2 separate regions of the Mus musculus genome follow, and region 1 is linked to region 2. The links are chromatin contacts, found by Hi-C or POLR2A ChIA-PET in ENCODE. All regions are on one chromosome and are shown on one strand. The core of a region is the stretch at or near the end of the contact, and the rest is flanking DNA. Distances in the headings are between cores, read along the strand shown. Region 1 overlaps Gucd1 (guanylyl cyclase domain containing 1). Region 2 holds the start of 4933407G14Rik (RIKEN cDNA 4933407G14 gene).

Region 1 (5,412 bases), core at 1,259-3,758, 60 kb after region 2:
CACCTCATCCCATCCACTCGCTATGAAGGCTTTACTTCTTCCTATCACTTAGTCTCACAGTTACACCAGAGGAGGACACCCATACCCATAGCTGCTATGTGTACTCCTGAGCTTAGATCCAGAGTTCCTTGGGGCCCTGACCACCCAGCGTTAAGGCAATGGAAATGAGACCAGACTGAAACCAATACTACTCTCTGAAACCCAGAGTAGAGGCCTAGCCGACAGCACCTCCTTCAGCTCAAGGCTTCGTCTAACATTGATGAGTAATATGGGTGACTGGACTTGACTGCCCTTGTAAACACAGACCACCTCTGTCCCCCAGACGACCATGAGGGGGCAGCTAGTGGTAGGGGAAGCAGCTACTGCCACATCATGCCTTGAGTACTAAAAGTCCGAGGCCCCTGGAGGACAGTGATGGTGAGAGGCCATTGGGGTACCCTTTGTTCTTCACCACGGAGAGCCCATGAGGAGTGGGCTCCCTGGTCTCTTTAGAAATGACCCATTCGCTTGTCTTTGGTGCAGCTTCAGCATGCAGACTGCTGGCCAGGCCAGAACAGCCATCTTGTTAAGAAAGAACTCGGACTGGCCTATGTGCCCCGTGTAAAGAAGGGTTAGTGGTTTCAAAGTACCTGTATCTATTCTGGTCTGACTCCCCACACATTGGAAACTGAAGTCTCGATCCCAAGAGCAAAACAACACACATTAACTAGCTCTAGTTGATGCTACCTGCTGTGCTGTGTGACTCGGGGACACTGCCTTTCTTCAAGACAGAAGACACCCAGTATTCTGTGCAAACACTCCTGGTGTGCACACCAGGGTGGGGGGGAAGCTGCCTGCTGTTTTAGGGGCACGGGCCCTCTAGCACCCATCCTCAAAAGGCTCTCAGAGTTAGAGCTTGCTGTGGGAAGCCAAGCTGGTATCAGGAGGCCTTGTGGACGCAAGGACTCTCTGGGGAGTCTCTTGTCAACTCCTTGTTCCTAAGACATTCTCTTCCGCTCCCATCCATTCGGCCCTGCCCACTCCTAAAAGCTTTCCATCCTACAGACTGTACCTAGAGGCTAAGAAGGCCTCAGCATCCCAGGGTCAGAGAGCCTCAGGGTGGCTGTGAGGTATGCTTGTGCTGTGTGATTACAAGGCCTAGTGAGCAGCCCCAGAGACCTGAGTCCGCAGGAGGCAGGAGAGAGCACTGCTGCCACCCACTATGGGGCTGAGCGGGGCCGAGCCACAGGCCTGGATCTGCATGTGCTCTTCCCAAATGTGCGCTTCTCTTCCAGGGTTCCTGCCTTGGGCATGGCTGGAGGCAGACTTGAGGTCTTTCACTGGGCACAGCTGGAGGCAGAATTTAGGGTCGTGAGAGATACTCCCCTTAGATGCTCTTGAGTTGTCTTCAGCAACTACAAGGTGTTTAGGGCAAATGACATGATGACACTGGTGGGCAAAGCAGTCACAGAGTTCCCAAGACCTTTGTCAAACAGGCTGAGGCTACAATTCTGAACCCCAGAAGCCTGCTGCCCTGGGCATGGGCATCCTGAGTGGGCCTGGCTGAGATAGAACATAGGGTCTGAGGACCTGGCATGCCAGGCTCCTGCTGTCAGCTGTCCAGGTAGACAAAGAGGATGTCCTCATCTGTGCCGTAGCTAGTTCTGGCCTCCTCAAAGTTACTGATGCTGGTGCTGCACATCCCTGCCCGGGCGGGAAGAACAGAGACGGATCAGTGGGTGGGGTAAATACCCACTGCTGGTACTCGGGGGGAATGGATGGGGTCAGGGTTCTACCTGCCTTGTCACCTCTCAGCTCCCCTAGGGAGAGCTAGGCCATTCTGGCCTTCTCGAGGTAAATCTTTCTTTTGACTCCTTCCCAGGTTAGCAGATAGAGAAAGCAAGGCCCGAAGGGAAGAAAAGAGTGTGTTCCAGGACATGTGTCCTGGTCTGCTCAGAGAAGTCCTCCTCCAGACCAGGGTAGTCAGTGAGGACGGTGGACAGTCTAAAACACTTCTAGCCAGGCTCTGCAGGAGATGGGCCCGTGGAACGTAAGTTATCAAGGTGGGGAGCTGAGCAGTAGACAGAATGTGGTAGTGTGGGAGGAGAGGTAGCTGGCGGCCAGGACAGCAGCTGGTTTGTCTGCATGGCCTGAGGGGCAAGCCCTGATGACCCCAGGAGGAGCAGTGGCTTTGGAGACAGACATCGGCCATACCAGCTTGAAAGGGAGAAAGCCATGAGATCTGGGCCTAGGGGACAGTTGTAAGGTCTGGGCATAGAGGACAGTGAACACCGGCCACCCTGGCCCACCTGCCCCTGGCACTCACGGTCAGCATAGGCTGGGTTGTTATAGAAGATGCAGCCGGTAGCCCTGTTATAGCCACGCAGGACGATGAAGTGGCCTTGGTAGTCGGGGGTGCGGCAGAAGCAGCGGTGGCCACTGGGAGTAAAGCAGCAGTACTTGACAGGGCTGGAGCACAGGTCGCAGTGTAGCACCCCGGAATTCACCAACACAATGGCCACATGGCCCTGCGCCAGGTGTACTTGGATGTCCTGCACACTCACTGTGCTGTGGGCAGGAGGGAGGTCAGGGGGTGCCAGTGTGGCCTTGTTCCCATCTCCCAGACCAATGTCCCCAGTTTGCACCCACTCCCCAGTGCGACAAGACGTAAGGACTTGGCTTGTCTGCCTTCGGCCCTGAGCTCCCTGCAAGTGGCCGTGTCCTGCCTTGTCACTATGACCAGGAGAGTGGGGTGGGAAGGCTCACCATTTCTCCACTTGCACCTTGCAGGCCTTGGCCTGTGCAAACAGCTGGTTCACTCGGGTCTCCTCTGTGTCAAAGTGCTTCCTGTAGAAGGACTGAAGAGAGAAGGACAGCCTGCAGTCACCCACCCTGGATGCGCACACTTCATTTAAATGAAACAAATACCGTCTTATAGGAGTAAGAACATACAGGAGCCCTACCGATGGGCGGGCAGCTTTACCCAGCATGTCCAGAAAGAAAGCCAGGTCTGTCCCTGGCTGGGGAGTGGACAGGACCACACAGGGGCATGAAGAAGATGCTCAAGAGATGAGGAAGTGTTAGATTTGGAGTAGCTCCCAGAGAAGGACTGACCAGGTCATTTTCTGGTAGAGAGGAGCAGGAGCCTAAAGCAAAGGAGCAAGGTGGGCAAGGCTGTCCTCCTAACCCCCGCCAGGAAGGCTCAGCCACAGCCCAGTGTAGCCAAGTGTGATTCACAGAACACACTCTGCTTGGTGCTGGGGCCTCGTGTGACCAGAGAGAGACCCAGGAGGCAGGCCAAAGACATTCTGTTCCCAGGTCCCCTTTTCTGTCTTAAGATTTAGTAGCCTTCTTTACCTGGCATGGAAGGTTCAAACAAGAATTAGGCTGACTGCCACTGGCCACCATGTGATAGCAGCTCTGCCAACAAGGCCAGAAGAGACTACTCTGCCAAGCCTTGGCGCTGGGGCCAAGATCGCCTCAAGGGCAGGTAAGCCTGGATCTGGCTTTACGAGAGAGATCGGAACAAAGTGGTGTGTTGGCACCACCACTGCGATGGCTTTAGTTTTCTAGAGAGGAAAACAGAGGAAGGCAGAAAAGCAGACAGACAGCTAATAACGTGTTCTTCTCCCAGAATGCCAATTACCCTGATGAGAAGGAAGAAAACAAGGCAACAGTAGTCACGTGATCAGCGTCCTCTGCTGCCTTCGACCTGCCCTGCCCTACAGTGCAGAAAGATGCAGAAAGGCAGACAGAAGTCAGGACTCAGCGTGTATATGCCCCACACAGGCCAGACCTCAAGGCCACCTGTCTGTTGTCTGTCTGCCACCGCCCACCCAGTGGCCAGCTGCTCACCTGGTTTTTGTAACCCTTGTCAACACCCAGAGTCTGGGTACAGAAGCGGTGTCTCACACCAAAGTGGCGCATCAGGTAGGCCAGGTCGATGGTCCAGATGCTCCTGGTCAGCTGCAGCTCCTGCAGGGCGTTTTCAAACTCCCCGTCGTCGAGCTGGCCCAGGTACCTGAGGGCAAGGGGCAAAGGGATTAGCTTGTTCTCGAAGCAAAGCTAGACCAAGCCACTCCCTCCTCCCATATGAGTGCCACAGTCACTGCTTGCACTTCTAATCCTTTATCATGAACCCCCATGGAGTGACCCATGGAGTGGAGTACAACCTGAGGCTTTCAGGGCTCAGGCAGCCTGGAATGCTGTCTGGCCCCCAGAGCGAAGGGCCTGGATCTTGGTTTTTACATCTCTTATGGACTATGTGAACCTGGGGAAGTTGCTGCTCTCTCTGGCCCCACTGACTGCATATCGGAGATGAAGCACTTTGGATCATGGAGTGGTTTTCAAAACTGCAGGCACGAGACACTCTGTTAAGATCTAGCTTTCCCAGAACCCTAGTATGTATGATACACAAAGGAAAACTGATCTGGGCCTCCAGACAACCAGTTAAAAACTCTTGCCGAAGGTAACAGGGTACCAGTCCTTTCTGGCTCAAACTATCAAGGTCCTTATATTTATGCAGTATCCCAGTGGGCTGATATCCGAGGAGTGGAAGATGCACCAGCTACTCAACTTGAACACCTGGGACTTCTTTGTCCACCCCAAGCTCCCAGGCATCACCTGAGTGAACTCACTTGGGCAGCCTGACCCACCCTTTGTTCGTATTTCAAATATGACAGGGCCTGAATGGAAGCTGGGCCTCTTCAAGGGTTCAAACAAAGCCAATCCATATAGATGCTGGCTCCCATCCTGGTTACTTCCTGTTTCATCCCTGAGCCACGCACAGCAGGTGTGGACGCTCACCGAAGCACCATCCTGGAGCAGGCCAGGCCACAGTCCCAGTGATATAGCTGCTGGATGATAGGCACAGGCAGCTGCACAAAGTCCCCTGCCAAGAAAGGAGAATGAGTTCGCAGACTCTGCACAGTGCCCACCAATGCCACTCCCCACAGAAGCACCACGATAGCCTGCACGGAAACTCTCTAGGATCTCAGGGGCCTTCTCACAGCTCACTCTTCTTACACCACCAGCATGTTCTCCTACATACCAGCCAGCAAGCCCTACCCAGGATCTTCCTGGGCGTTGGTCCCCACTTTACAACAAAGTAGTGTTAGCTGCTGCCCCGGCATGTCCAGTTTCCTTCGGGTCACCAGTGCCCACTCTGGGCGGCATCAGCCACTGCCGTGACCACTCACACTTGGGGTGGGGGGGAGGTCTCTGCACACATGCTTTTGGCTCCCTAGAAGCTAATGCCCACCCTGGGACCTTACTCTTCTAACGTGCTGCCCCTCTCAGCTGTGTCCCCGGAGGTCTGCCTGGCTCAAGTTCCCAGGGTGAGCAAATGGGCAGCCCATGACTGAGAGAAGGGAAGTGTCACACAGGCTAGGGAAGTAGACTGTTCCTCCAAACTCCAGCTAGCACTGTCCCTAG
Region 2 (5,366 bases), core at 1,041-3,540:
TAAGGCTCCGTTTGTGAAATGCTTGCCCCAGAAGCATGAAGCCCTGGGCTGTGACTTCCATTACCTATTTAGGAAGCTGGCTGGGACGGATTGTGCCTATAATCCAGTAGCTGAAGAGGTGGAGACACAAGAATTTCGGGGACTTGCATAGCCAGTCACTTGGCAAGTGTAGTGGGGGATCCTGTCTCAAAAGTGAAGGTGGAGAGGGCTGGAGAAATGGCTCAGCTCTTGCACGTGGAGGCAAGGCAGTGCTGTAGGGTTGGTTCTTTTCGCGGTTGGGAAGATCAAAGTAAGGTTTTCACCTTTGCCTGGCAAGTACTTTTACCCACGGAGCTATTTCACGAGCCACGTTCTTCACTTTAGGGAGAATTGTAGGGACAATATCCTTTTGAAATTTTATAGACGTTTAACTCTCGAGCCCATTTAAGATTAAAACCACAAATGTCATGAAGGGCGGCAGCTGCAGCAGGTGTCCACATTTGGGTGCTGCCCAGTGTTTGTGAGCAGCCAAGTGTGGGGAGCCAAAGATGTCTTCAGTGTATGTCAGCCACGTCAAGGATCTACTCTACAGATCCATGGGAACGTTATCTCTCTAGATGAGCATAATTACGAGACCATCACAGAAATTCACAGCTGGATACAGTGCAGAGATCAACAGATTGTGGGGAGCCAAGCAACAACAGACACATAGCTACATAGCTCCTGCATCTATAGCTTGGGGGGGGGGGGCGGAGATTAGGAGATTGAGACTGCCAGGAAGTCTGCTGTGAGACAGTCTCTCCTAAAACAGCTACATAAATAAGACTGGAACAATCACAATAGCAATGGGCATATTCACATGAATGGGGGGGGGGGTCATTTCACAGTCTCTCACTCCTACACAAAGAACTACAGGCAGCTGTTGACTACTGGGCTGTAGCAGGAATAGTGGGACAGCCTCTAGGGGCCACACAGCCCCAAACGTATCTCCTGCAGGAGAACCTAATTGAAGACTACCTGAGAGACCAAGGATTGCTGGTACAGACAATGCCAACCAATCAAGATCTGCTGTTTAGAAAAGGTGCTTCCTTGGGACCAACGAGGGTATTAAAGGAGCTTGCAGCAGTGTTTAGAAAGCTTGCTGCAGCGTTTCTCACGTGCTCCCAGAGTCTCCGTTGACTCTGCACTACCTCAACACCAACTCCCAAGGGCAGGTAGGGTCAGGCAGAGAGCAGCCCAGGGCACAGGCAACACTGGGAAGGAGTATCAGCCTCTCCTAAGAGGTGAGAACCATTTGATTCTCCAATGCAGGGTGGTCAGCCTTGAAACCATCACTCACAAACAACAGAAACAGACTCAGCAAGGTATGTGTGCGTGCGTGTGTGTGTGTGTGTGTGTGTGTGTGTGTGTGTGTGTAAGAGAGAGAGACAGACAGACAGATTATCAAAAAGAAGCTATCAAGTTGAGAATGTGAGCCCATGGGAGAGGTTTGAGGGAAGGGACCTAGGAGGGGCTGGAGAGAGGAAATGAAAGGGAGAAGTGTTATAATTCTATTTTAATTTAAAATGTTTTCTTTTAAAGAAAGCAAGCTGAACACTATGGGAGGCAAGCCCAGTAAACCATTCCTCCATGAATTCCCGCTTCAGTCCCTGCCTCCAGGCTCCTATCTTGGGTTCCTATTCAGACTTCCTGCCTTGACATCCCATAATGAAGGACTGAAATGTTGAAGTGTAAGCCAAATAAACCCTTTGCTCTCCCAACTTGGATCAGATCATCCTATTTATTCAACCAACAGGGGAGCAAACTAGGGCAGGAATCCAAGGCTATCCTAGATTGCATAGCAAGCTCAAGACTAGCCAGAACCAGTGAGACTCTGCTGCAAATCAAGATCTAGGTAAGTAGTTCAGAGGCACAGTGCTTGTCTGGCATGCGCAGAGCCCAAAGTCAGTCCCCTAGGTCTGCTTTCTGTCTTCCCTGAGCGGCATTCCAGTGGCGAGGCAGATGCACAGCCAGACAGAGCCCTGATCTAACAACAACATGTGTTAGAGACACAGGGGACATTCGTGAACAGAGAAGAGGCCATGTAAGGACACAGAAGGCAGCCATGGCACACCCATAAAAGAAACCTCAAGAGAAGCCAAACCTGCCCACACCCCCATCTTGAACTAGGAGCGACTAGAACTCTGAGGAATAAATGTTTGTTGTCTAAACCACTCCTTCTGTGATGTCACATTATGATTTCATTACACAACTAACATTCTCTCACTATGAGTTCATACACACACACACACACACACACACACACACACACACACACCTACCTCAGCCAGAACATGTGCTCTTACATACTCAGGGTGTGTAGCTATACAGATACAGTTCTAGGAGGCATCCATGCCAAGAGAGGGAGAGGGAAATACTGCCCACTGGCCAGGATCAGTTGTTACAATGGAATCCAGTCTAAGTATACAATAAGCTCCTGAACTTTTAGGGGCATGGGAAATGAGCTGTCTGCTCTCAAATGCCACATTTGCCTTCTTGTCTATGTATCCCAAGTCCCTGAGGCTCAGCAGACTCCCAGAGTGCATAAGGAGATTCCATCAGTTGGGATACACAGGTGTATGACTAAGTCTCAATTTCCAGCTTCATTTTATGCTGGGTGCTTGAAAAACTGTTATTTATTTAAAAGGGGGAGGGTCATTAATTTCACATCTGTATTCAGTCAAATGCCCTTCCCCCACATGCTCTGTAACTGTTAAGACATAGCTCAAGGATAAAATTTAATTCTCTGGCTTGGTATTGAACACCTAGTCCAAGGTTGGCCAGTCAATTGCTATAGTTTCTTGTTAACCTCTGACTAAATTACAAAAGAACACGTCCTTGAAATCTTTCTGACACCCATGTGTATATTTAAATCCAATCCATATGGCAGGATATGATACAATCTTCTAAGACAGACGGTGCAATGGTCACTGTCTCTTGGTATTCACATTCCCATATGAGAATTAAAACTAGTAACTTTCTTTGAATATAAAGCACAGGGAGTTTCTTGGTTTACAACAATAAATTCCTTCATCGAAAGCTGGGAATAGCAGGAAGCCGAAATGCATTGCAAACGTCTGTCCTACTGAATGTAATAGCTCAGGACAATTGTATTAGCCTACGGATGGGAATAATCCAACACAAAACACGTTTGATTCAAAGCAGTGCCACAGGTCCCACAGTGGTTGCATGTGCGCTCTTCATACCACCTGAAAGGTAAGCGTTCTAAAACCTGTACGTTGAGGACTGTCTGGAGAGCAATCATGGTAGGTGGTGTTCCTGAGATGCGGTAGCCAAAGGACCAGGGCTTCTATCCTGCTCATTCAACTGTTTCGCTGTAAGAAAGTGTTAGAGCTGTCTTATAGAGAAGCCTGCATCCCGGGATCCAAACCCTACAAAGGACCATGTCAGTGAACTTGACAGTGGAGTCCCTTCAACCCCATCCAGCCTTTAGGATGAGAGCTCAATTATAACCTGAGGCACCCAGTTCTTGAACCTAGACCCTCGACCACAGAAATGGTCGGATAATACGTTTGTTGTCTGAAGGCACAAATATTAAAGTAATCTGTTATGCAGTAACAGACAGTAATATCCAATGTAGCATAATGTGTGCCACAGCAATGGACATCGGAAACACAAGACCCGACTCCAATTCTTCCTCTGACTTCTTGCCTAGAGCAACCTTTGCCTGACCTGAATGTGAGAGAGATGTTCTCATGGGTCATTTTATACACCACTGTCACGTCTTGCAACCTCTCTTGGTTTTGTCCTTTTGAGAAACTGGAAGCCCGGAACCACTTAAGTTCCTTTTGGCCTTTTGTTTAGACAGAGCAGGTGTTTGGACAAACAGATAAAAAAGTCGGTTTTGAGAAGTAAGAACTGTGCCAAAAACAAGCTGTTTGTTCGTGTTTGGAAGAAGACTCGAGGAGCAGAATTGAAGCAGATGTTCGGTCTGGGAAGAATTGGCTTCTGTCTTTATCAAAATGAGACTTCAGTGGCAATCACGAGCAGCCAGTCCCCCTTGAAACTTGTTCCTGGTGATTTCGCCTTCTTCATGGGCAGCCTAAGCCCCATTGGCAATTGTGACCGGCGACAGAGAGAGCAGCTCTTGGACACTCTAGGTCACTTGAGAGGAAAGGAAGCCAATTATTTTCTCAGGCCTTCTTGTCTCAAGGTTATTCTTTTGGGGGTGTCTGCAGCGGGACTGGCTGAAGCCTGTTTCCTACACGTAGCTCCACTTATTAAAACACAAATCACACACACAACAAGCCAAGCAAAGGGAAGAGGAGGGAAAGGCTGGAGATCAGAGTCATTGAGAGTTCAGGCTAAGAATAGAGAGGAATTCAGAGAGCTGCTTGGCTGTGTGACCTCCTGCAGGGACTTGGCAAAAGGCCAGTGCAGCTCTGGTATTTCTATGCTTTTACAAAGATCAAGTTGGCCTAAGAGGCAGGACACTGGGTACCAGGCTTGGCTCTGGAGTTACAGGAAAGCATAAGCTGACATGAGTACTGGAAACCCAACCTAGGACCTCTAAAAGAGCAGTCAGTGCTCTTAACTGCCGAGCCATCTCTCCAGCCCTTAGACAGCAAGACTTTTAACCGAACTGGAGAAGAAATGGATGAACACAAGATGATGTCATTGATGCCCGACTTTGTCCAATGAGGGTGTAATTGCATGTCCTCAGTGAATGAGGGATAGCTACAATCTCTACTGATTTCACAATCTGTGCAATCCAGTTCCTCTCGCTCACCCTCCCTGAGTGGCACAGATCAGTCCAAGCAACCACCAGCCCCTTGGGAATGTACTGTAGGGAACCAAGCACCTGAATCCACCTCCACTAGATCTTACACTAGTGGGCAGAAAGGACTCATAATTTGGAGATAAAACATTTTATCCTGAGTGGGACAAAGTGATGTACACATTTAATCCCAGCATCCAGGAGGCAGAGGCAGATGGATCTCTGTGAGTTCAAGGCCAGCCTGGTCTACTTGTCATGTGCTGAGACAGTCTGCACTACATAGTAAAGCCCTATCTAAAAATCGGGGGACAGGAGGGGGGAGAGGGGACACACCATTCTGTGATTGCAACTTTTGTGTTCCCAATACTCATGTTCCTAAGTTAGGAATTATATGGGTGCTGGGAATTGTCAGGGGCCATCTAGGAAAGGCTAAGGCTAGCAGGCGATCTTCCTGGAGGTGGCCCACCACGTTTTGCATGGTCTGCAGTAGGTGAGCTCTGAGAGGCAAGGCCCCAAGAAATTGCTTCTTGCAGCTGATATGCCTTTCCTGTTACTATTACATACCCTAAGGATTTCTGAGCATTAGCCCACCCTATTGAGGAGATTTCAT

Evidence for each region. A loop is a pair of places that touch in the nucleus more often than their neighbours do. ChIA-PET counts read pairs that join two places held with the same protein, here RNA polymerase II (POLR2A).
Region 1: a loop to region 2 is called in a map of CH12.LX, with 2.2 times the contacts of the local background. The contact joins the enhancer-like site here to the promoter of 4933407G14Rik in region 2. A Hi-C loop is called at or near these places in 1 of 37 maps with a recorded cell type or tissue (CH12.LX). POLR2A ChIA-PET finds 5 or more read pairs at or near these places in 1 of 5 experiments (embryonic stem cell).

What each region holds. Positions count from the first base shown.
Region 1 is chr10:75,507,287-75,512,698 of GRCm38, forward strand. It overlaps Gucd1 (guanylyl cyclase domain containing 1), which reads right to left. Exons shown (of 6, transcript NM_175133.2): 2 at 4,786-4,870; 3 at 3,835-4,000; 4 at 2,746-2,837; 5 at 2,306-2,547; 6 at 1-1,683. The coding sequence ends at 1,592. Among named protein-coding and RNA genes, the nearest start is that of Gucd1, 7.4 kb to the right of the region's middle. Within about 2 kb of position 2,509, at least 1 of the 3 ENCODE cell types and tissues checked has a DNase peak (open chromatin) inside an H3K27ac peak, as active enhancers do.
Region 2 is chr10:75,447,220-75,452,585 of GRCm38, forward strand. It overlaps 4933407G14Rik (RIKEN cDNA 4933407G14 gene), which reads left to right and starts at 2,291. Exons shown (of 3, transcript NR_045841.1): 1 at 2,291-3,234.